Linked DNA regions of Homo sapiens: region 1 is linked to region 2. Evidence: read pairs that join two places in POLR2A ChIA-PET (ENCODE). Cell type or tissue: K562. All regions are shown on one strand. Links, peaks and the distances in the headings refer to the core of each region. The heading gives the core; the rest is flanking DNA.

Region 1 (4,399 bases), core at 222-4,221, 1.4 Mb before region 2:
GAATTACAGGCATCAGCCACCGCGCCCGGCCAACAGTGAGAGGTTTTGAGTCCCCCTTTCACTCACCTCTTCAAGAGCCCCAACGTTGCACGCCAAGAATGTTGCAGGACTTTTCCTTCCTTCATCTGAAGACTGGGTTCTTGTCCGTCCCAAGGCCAGGAAAATTTAGGTTTGGAGAAGGTTTAAAGGGTGAATAAAGCAGGGTTTTATCGAGTGAAAGTCGGCGGGAAGAAAAAAAGGGAAACAAGTTTCCTCCGCAAGGTCAGAGTTCCCCGATCGAGGCTTCCTGTCGGCCCTTGAAATCGCAGGTTCCACACAGGAAGAGGAGGGGCCAGGCTCCTCCCTATTGAACTTCCTGAGGCTACACCTCAGTGGGCAGGCTGATTAGAGTTTGTCCAGGGTACCCCCCTCACCTGGCTGTTTCAGTGGCACACACCTGTAATCCCAGTGCTTGAGGAGGTGGAAGTAAGAGGATCACTGGCAGGCCAAGGGATTGAGAGCAGCCTGGGCAACACAGCAAGACTATCTCTCCAAAAATCTTAAAAAATTAGCCGGGCATGGTGGTGCGCACCTGTAGTCCTAGCTACTTGAGAAGCAGAGGTTTGAGGATTGCTTGAGCCCAGCGGTTCGAGGTTGCAATGGGTACTGATCACACCACCGCTCTCCAGCCTGGGCAGCAGGCTGACACCTCATCATCTCTGGGAAAAAAAAAAAAAGAAAGAGAAGAAAAACCCAGGAATCTCTAAGATGGTTTAAGTTTCATAATTTCTGCATTTTGATAAAAATGAAGTTTAGGCTTCCTTTTCCACAGTGACTACTCTCTCCACAATGCAGGATTCATATCCTAAGTAACTGATTCTCTGAAACCTAAACATGAAAATTCACATATTTTTAAAGGGAAGTAAATAAGTGCAATTAGACTTGAGCATGACCTAGAAACTTGTTCTTATGATTCTGAAAGCTTGTTTTGTAGAAGCCTCCGAGTTTTAGTTTATTTGAAAAAAAATTACTATTGTCAAACATCCCCAAATTTTAGCTTTATGATTGTGAATATTTCAGAGTGCACCAGCGCTGATGAAATCTTTATTAGCTATGGAATAAAATCCTTGATGAAAACCAGTTGCCCACAAATTGCTGGATATACATATCTATTAAAATTTTAATCAGTTTTTTTGTATCTCTTTTTACAACTGTATACACTTCTTAAAGTATTAGTAGGCACTAACAAAACTTATAGAAACCAAAAGTAGAAACTAGATTAGTGGTCACCAATAATTGAAAATCTCAAAGATAAAATTTGCTCATTCCATTTCATTAATCCTAGTTCCTGTTTATCAAGACTCTTGCTTTTTTTGTTATATTTTGTTATAATTTATTTCAGCATATCATAAATAATCAGTTTCATCCTAGTCCTGAAAACTAGGACAGTAGGAGGGTTTGTTCCTGGTCAGATGAGCAAAGAAATTTAAGAAAAGGTAACTCATATTAATGTCTATTCCTGTGTAATTTGGGGTTTTGTGGCCATTCGTATCCTTCCCTTCCTAACAGTTGCTATTTGTTGTTGTCTAATTTTTACTGAGCCCTATCCTCTGTATTAACTAGAGTAATTGTGATGAAATAATTTACCTTTCTCAAGTGTCTCCATGGCCAAAAATGTCTATGTAGAAAAAATGAACTTTATTTTTAGAGCAGTTTGAGGCTCACAGTAGTATTAAGCAGAAGGTACAGAGATTTCCCATTTACCTTCTGCCCCCAAATCTGTGTAGCACCCATTCATTTTTAACCTTCTTCACACTAAAGTTTCTTATGGTGATTGGTTTAAGAGTGGTGATTTGGTTTTATTCTCTAATTAAGGGGAATGAAATTGTACCAGGCATGCATAAATTACACACTGCATTTGGATTACGTTGCTAGAATTTCTTAGATGACTTATCAGAATTTGAAAAGATGAATGTATTCTTTCATATTCTACAGATCTTTGCACAATCCAGGTACTACTATATTAGAACACTGTACTTACACCCAACACTGGCCCAGATTCACCTTTTATGAAGCCTACCAAACCTCATTTTAAATGCAAAATACTGCCTCTGGGATCTGTTGTCTCAGTCCAAATCTGTGTTTTGATATAAATTGAATCTGATAGTGGTAAAGATTGCAGTCGTTTGGGGAAGTCTTACCTCGTGAGGAGGGAGTTGAAGAGAAACGGAGGCAAGATATGCCATGAAAGTTTAATTCTCTGTGTACATGTGATTTTCAGTGGTACTTCGAGAAGTAGATCTTTTCATAATCACATAAGTAACATTCAGGGTATGTGGTTACTCTTTATTGGGCATAAATGAGCTTTTAAATTTCTTGTTTACGAAATCTGTGGAGATTGACGTATGGCAAATTATTCTTATCAGGTTTATCGGGACATCAGGTTCATCTTCACAACTTTTAACCTTCTCTTAGATTCCTTTATAAATAAGTTTTCAGAAGGTAGTCTCTGAACAGGTTTTATCCATTTCCCAAGCAGAGCTTATTTTCTCTGCATCAGCGAACTTGTCATGATAATCAACTTTTTTCGTCCCAACCATCAATCACTCTTGATTACAGCTGGGTAGAAGTTCTGTTCCGTTGATCAGCTCATCAGTGCACATAATATTACACCTGGAGGCCAGTACAAATCATCCCCCGAGGGGAAAAGCATTTTCCTTCAAGGCTTTTGTCGATGGTTTTATCATTTACATTTAGGTCTCATTGAGTTGTCATGTCTATCTTTGACTCTATCTTCTCTCTCATATAAAATATTCTACCAAAATAGCTCTCAAAATTTGCTTGATTGTTTGTGCTATATTGTTATTATTCTGCTTTTGCCTATTTAATTCAAAAAAAGGAGCTTATAATCTATTGTATTTTTATTATCATAGTAAGCTTTCTCCAGCTTCTAACTAAATGCATATGAATTATACTTCGATGAATATTCAGTAATTCTGTAAAAAGCAGTGTAGCCTATGTATTACTAGAACGTTTGCAAGTCTAATTTTGTTTATTTTTAATGGTCTCTTAAGTTAGGTTTTTGTTTTATGTTTTGGCTTGGGCTAGGGAATATGTATCTTTAATTTTCATCTTATTTTAAGTAAAACTAACTAGCTATCTTCATGGTTTAAAAAGACATAGAGAAGTAAATATTTTAAAATCAATTGCTCAAAATCAGCATTACTCTTATGCTGTGTTTGTAGTAAAAATATTTCTTATTTCTCCAAGCCAACCCATATTTCTTAAGACCGTAGCATTATCAGAAAAGTTACTATAACAATGATAAAACATTATCATGGTAGAACATTTATTGGTTTCATAAAATATTTAAAATAAATATATGATTTTTAAAAACATTTAATATATTCTTTGTGTATTCCATAAAGAAACTATTTTTCTCTTTCTTGTATTTTGTTGTATTTTTATCACTTTATAAAATCTGAAACAATAATTTAGAGAATCATTTTAACATTTAGAGTACAAAGCATAAAGAAAACAAACTAACATATGAAATTACTGAATAATGTGGATTTAATTAGAAGTCATGTCCTTCTATTAAAAGGCCTAATTACAAAAATTAAAATTTCTTTTATGGTTGAACTGCCTATGACAGTGATATATATCTATTTTTGATTGAAATAGGCCAACAGAGAGTTCTGTGTTTTTATTTGATACCAGCATTTAGATATTATTGGTTCTTAATTTAATCCGTGAAACAAAACCAGGGCAAAATGGCATCAATTAATGAGAAAGTGATCTATGTAGAAATGTAGAAGCCACACAGCACTGAATAGGCATTCAGTGTTTTGAAAAGCTGAACTAAACATTCAGACTGGCTCACTGATGTCTCTGTGGTCTTGAATCTTCCTGGGATAGGAGTTGATCAGGTTTGTCAAGGGTTGCATTATTATTATGCAGGTTTAAAAATTAACTTGAATATTTTGCTGCACCCACTCCCTTTGTTCCGTATTAGCTGAAAACTAGTTCATCTCTTCTCAGACCAGAGAGACTAGTCAAATGGTTTACCACAAGGAACTTGTCATTTTAGCCCACAGTATGGTTTTTTATACATGAAACAGAACTTTTAAACTTTAGCCACAGTGTATGAGCTAATGCTTGACTTTGAATCACCCCAACATAAGTGGCAATATTTGTATATTTATAAAACACTCAGATTGGCTGAAAAATGTATTTATGTACTTATTGTAGACAGTGTAATATGAAATGATAAATCTTTAGTTTACATAAATAACTTAAAGAAGAGTTTCCCTTTCCCCCCTCCATGCCCCAACCACAGTTTTTTCCCTGTGGAGATACTGAGATATGCAGTTCACACCGTATAATTCTATTGGCACATTACATGTTGGCAGAACATTTG
Region 2 (4,392 bases), core at 393-4,392:
CAGAGCGCTTACACGAGTACTGTACAGATTGAGACCGTCATCTCGCGCTGTGGTCTGTCTTTGCTTTCATCCCTTCTGTCTACCACACCCCCTGCTAATAACCATCGCCTTATTTAGACAGGATATAAAACTTTTGATATGGCAAGTTTCTTTTGTGATTTTTAACTTGATTAAAAGTAATAACGAAAGCTTTTTAGGTAAGGCTTTGCCTTTAAAATACCTTAACTAAACTAGATCCGTTACTTAATCTGTATGACTCTCAAACATCTCCAATTCTAACTTAATTGTGTAAAACAACCCCTTTACCGTTCGTGCTTTTAAAAATAGCTACCCTATCTCTGCTAGGAACCTCCCAGTACATATTGTATATACCTTGGTAGAAAGAAAGTTCTTAAGTGGTATCTACAATACCTATATTTAAGATTCCAGACACTGCATAGAGGAAAATAAGGCCTGGAGGAAATACTCAAGATTAAGTGTAAGGTTTAGGAAAATATTTGACTATCGTAGAGGAGATGAAGATATCCTTTGTAGTGAAAATTCTGTGCATAGATTGTTATTGGAAACAAGTCTTTTTTTTTTGCAATTTTAAGATCTGCAAAGTGCAATCTAGCGTAAAAGATGTTTGTGAAAAGTGGTTTGACATGTTTAGTAGCATGCTAAAGCCTACCTGATTTGCAACGTTGAAAGATTAAGTATAGTTATGTATTTAATACTCAACGTTTAACTGTATGTACAACAATATTTAATGTCTGATTTGTTATGTTCATAATTTACTGGGAGTTAACAGCCCTAACTTTTAGCCACAGTTTGAGAATACTAGAGTGTTCCTCTGCCCAAGTTCCTGCTCTAGCTCTGTACTTGTTACAATAGCCTATTAAAATTGTATGTAGTGCTACATAGTTTAAACCTCTAAGGAGTACCTTGACTTTCTTGAGACTGTGTGCATATCATAAGTGATAATTGCGTTTAAAGAGTATGGAAAAATAGTTGAATGACCTAATCTGATGAATTAATCATTAGAGAAGAGCTGGAAAACAAAACCCAAATATATAATTGCCTCAGAACTAATGCTGTAAGCTTAAGCAGTAAAAGTTGGTCCTAAACATTTTCTATAAAAAGTGTAAATAATGCATCAAAATATAATAATAAGCATTTTCAATAGTGTCTGGCATATACCCCACAGTGAGTATTTGTTAAAGAATGAATAAGTGGCATATTGTGGAATCTTTGGGTTGGAAATCTATATTCAATAAACCTTTTCTATAAAGTGCCTGAGGAGGAAGAGAGAATATCAGAAATATGAATGAGATTTTAAAAGGGGAAAATTTATATTATCAAGTTGGTTAACTATCTACTTTGAGCTAATTCTACAGTTTAGTCTATTTAATGCATTCTTTATGAACAGCCTATGTTTTTTAAGTTTTATATTTGATAATATTCTCTCTGAGAAAAAATATTTTTTATTGTTTAGGCAAAAGATGGCCAAGGAAAGATGCCTGAAAAAGTCCTTTCAAGATAGTCTTGAAGACATAAAGAAGCGAATGAAAGAGAAAAGGAATAAAAACTTGGCAGAGATTGGCAAACGCAGGTCTTTTATAGCTGCACCATGCCAAATAATCAGTAAGAGATTTTTATGTTGTCCTTTTATATCACTTTTAAGTTTAGATTTAATAACTGATAAATTTTTTTATCCTCTTTTAGCCAACACTTCTACACTGCTGAAAAATTACCAAGACAACAACAAAATGTTAGTTTTAGCTTTGGAAAATGAAAAATCCAAAGTGAAAGAAGCCCAAGATATCATCCTACAGCTGAGAAAAGAATGTTACTATCTCACATGTCAGCTATATGCATTGAAAGGAAAACTTACATCACAACAAACAGTAGAACCTGCTCAGGTATTTTCATTACTAAGGCCGAATTTCTTAGTTTAGTTAAGCCATGAATAAGTAGTTTAGATCAATTATGTTATTTAAATGAATTACTGATAGCTCAGTTATGCATGAATTGTTTAAAACATCCTTCTTTAGTGCTCCAGCATAGCTATTGCATTTGGCCATTTAAGAAAGCTTCAAGCATATAGGTGATTGAGGCCTGTTCCTGCCTGTTTCATTCTTAAAGCAGGTAGCAAAACAGGATCCAGAAGAAATAGTTTAGCCTTTTGCATTGCTGGTCCATTTGAATGTTCAACTAAGTGAGTCAAAGATAGTGCAACTAAGCTAAAGATGTAAAAGTGGTAGTTGAAGTGGACTTATCCAAAAGTTTTAATCAATGCTATCTTAGCTTTTACCTAGCCTTTTGTTTTGCTATGTCATTTTGCTTTATCCAGTGGGGTTTTATAAGAACTACCTTTATTTAGGACATAGGGAGTATTTAAGTGCTTTTTGGAGAACCATTTTTACCTACTTGTTGGCTAAGTAGAGAAGACTATTAACTCCCAGACAAGTAAGATCATAAACATTTGCTGCTCAAATATTTTTTTTTTTTTGAGACGGCGTCTCCCTCAGTCGCCCAGGCTAGAGTGCAGTGGCGCGATCTCGGCTCACTGCAAGCTCGGCCTCCTGGGTTCACGCCATTCTCCTGCCTCAGCCTCTGGAGTAGCTGGGACTACAGGCACCCGCCACCACGCCTGGCTAATTTTTTGTATTTTTAGTAGAGACGGGGTTTCACCGTGTTAGCCAGGATGGTCTCGATCTCCTGACCTCGTGATCCGCCCATGTCGACCTCCCAAAGTGCTGGGATTACAGGTGTGAGCCACCGCGCCCGGCCTCAAATTTTTAATCTGATTCTCTTTGTGTCTAAGATTGTAAAGAAGGTGTTCAAATATGGTCCTGCTAGCCAAAATATAACAGATATGGAGAAAGTTTGCTTTAGGATATTCTTTGTGTCTGGCTATACCATTGTGTATCACTGTACACAGTAATGTGTATCATTACTTACGAAAAAAGTAATGATGAGCTAGTTTATTTTTCCCTTTTTCCAGTAGCCACTGCCAAGGAAATGGGGCAGAGAAAAAAAAAGCAGTGGTGTCAGGTGTACAGCAAGTTGAATTTCTTCCCAGTGGCCATTGCTTCGCTATGCCAGTGAAAACAGTTGAGTTGGCACTTAGGCCGGAAGGTCAGATAAGAAAGCGAGAACATTGTGATTAGGGGAGGGATATGGGGGGTGGGAGGAGGTGGGCAGGTACTTGAGAATGAAATTAACATCACTTCTCCATTGACAGGAGAAGTCAGTGAAAGAGTTCTTGCTTCCCTTTTGATTCCTTATTTTTTTTTCTCCATGTGATTAAGATACATGTAATATATACATATATACACACATAGACAATAAGTACATATATGGTATATTTGAGAACTGCCTCTATAAAGATTAGATATGTTTTCTTCACGGGAACTTTATGTTTTTTTTTCTTTTTTTTTTCTTGAGACAGAGTCTTGCTCTGTCACCCAGGGTGGAGTACAGTGGTGCAATCTCAGCTCACTGGAGCCCCTGCCTCCTGGGTTCAAGTGATTCTCGTGCCTCAGCCTCCCGAGTAGCTGGGATTACAGGCATGCGCCACCACACCTGGCTAATTTTTATATTTTTAGTAGAGACAGGGTTTCGCCATGTTGTTCAGGTGTCTCGAACTCCTGGCCTCAAGTGACCCACCCACCTCAGCCTCCCCAAGTGCTGGGATTACAGGCATGAGCCACTGTGCCAGGCGTGGTAGATTACTTTTTCTTTTTCTTTTCCAGAATGTAATCTTTTCTAATTTTGTATTTTCCTTGTTCAGTCAACTAGTAGGGGGAAACAGTTCCTCTAAAGGCATTTGAATCTTCCTCCTCCCTTTACAAAGTTTTTGCTGAAAAACAGAAATAGTAGGAAGCAAATACTCAATGAGATAATTACAAAAGCAGTTGGGAAAAAATTCTATTACTGCAGCTCAATAGTTTTTGAGTATTTATTAAAAACATTGTTAGTTGCTACGCAAATATATTCTTAGCATTTAGAAGGTCATTGTTTCTATTTTCTGCTATGTACTAATTGCTTGTGTCACTCATTCTCAACCTCATTGTACACCCGTGCTTCAGTGCTTATCAAATCAATTTAGCAGTGGTGGAGAAGCTTAAAATGTAAGAATTTTACAAGAATGTTTTCTTGCCTAGCCCTAGCAATAGTTAACGTTTAGGTAATTTTTAACAGCCTTTTGTTCCCTAATTTTATAGTAGATTTTTCAATGACTTGTTTTTAAGTTATATTAGTATATAGTTAAATGTTCTTTTTTATTTACCTGCATTAATATTAGTTTCAGAACATTAGCTATATTCATGTCAAATTTAAAGTTTCATCTTTGGCCAGGGTAGGTTGGGGGTGGACAGAGTCTCGCTCTTACCCAGCCTGGGGTGCAGT

What was found. ChIA-PET counts read pairs that join two places held together with the same protein. Peaks named below come from ENCODE experiments on the same cell type or tissue, not always from the same donor. Only the 100,000 strongest peaks of a DNase experiment are listed, where the experiment ranks them.
Region 1: POLR2A ChIA-PET joins it to region 2 with 5 read pairs; 1 of 35 experiments calls an interaction of 5 or more read pairs at or near these places.

Annotation. Positions count from the first base shown.
Region 1 is chr3:21,538,663-21,543,061 of GRCh38, reverse strand. All of the region lies in intron 3 of ZNF385D (zinc finger protein 385D), which reads left to right. ZNF385D-AS1 (ZNF385D antisense RNA 1) reads right to left here and starts at 273. Exons shown (of 3, transcript NR_046731.1): 1 at 67-273. In K562, for the core only: no CTCF peak of the experiment used is centred there; no DNase peak of the experiment used is centred there; H3K4me3 peaks cover 330 bases.
Region 2 is chr3:20,181,117-20,185,508 of GRCh38, reverse strand. SGO1 (shugoshin 1) reads left to right here. Exons shown (of 8, transcript NM_001199251.3): 2 at 1,475-1,623; 3 at 1,705-1,901. The coding sequence starts at 1,482. All of the region lies in intron 3 of SGO1-AS1 (SGO1 antisense RNA 1), which reads right to left. Among named protein-coding and RNA genes, the nearest start is that of SGO1, 2.9 kb to the left of the region's middle. In K562, for the core only: no CTCF peak of the experiment used is centred there; no DNase peak of the experiment used is centred there; H3K4me3 peaks cover 644 bases.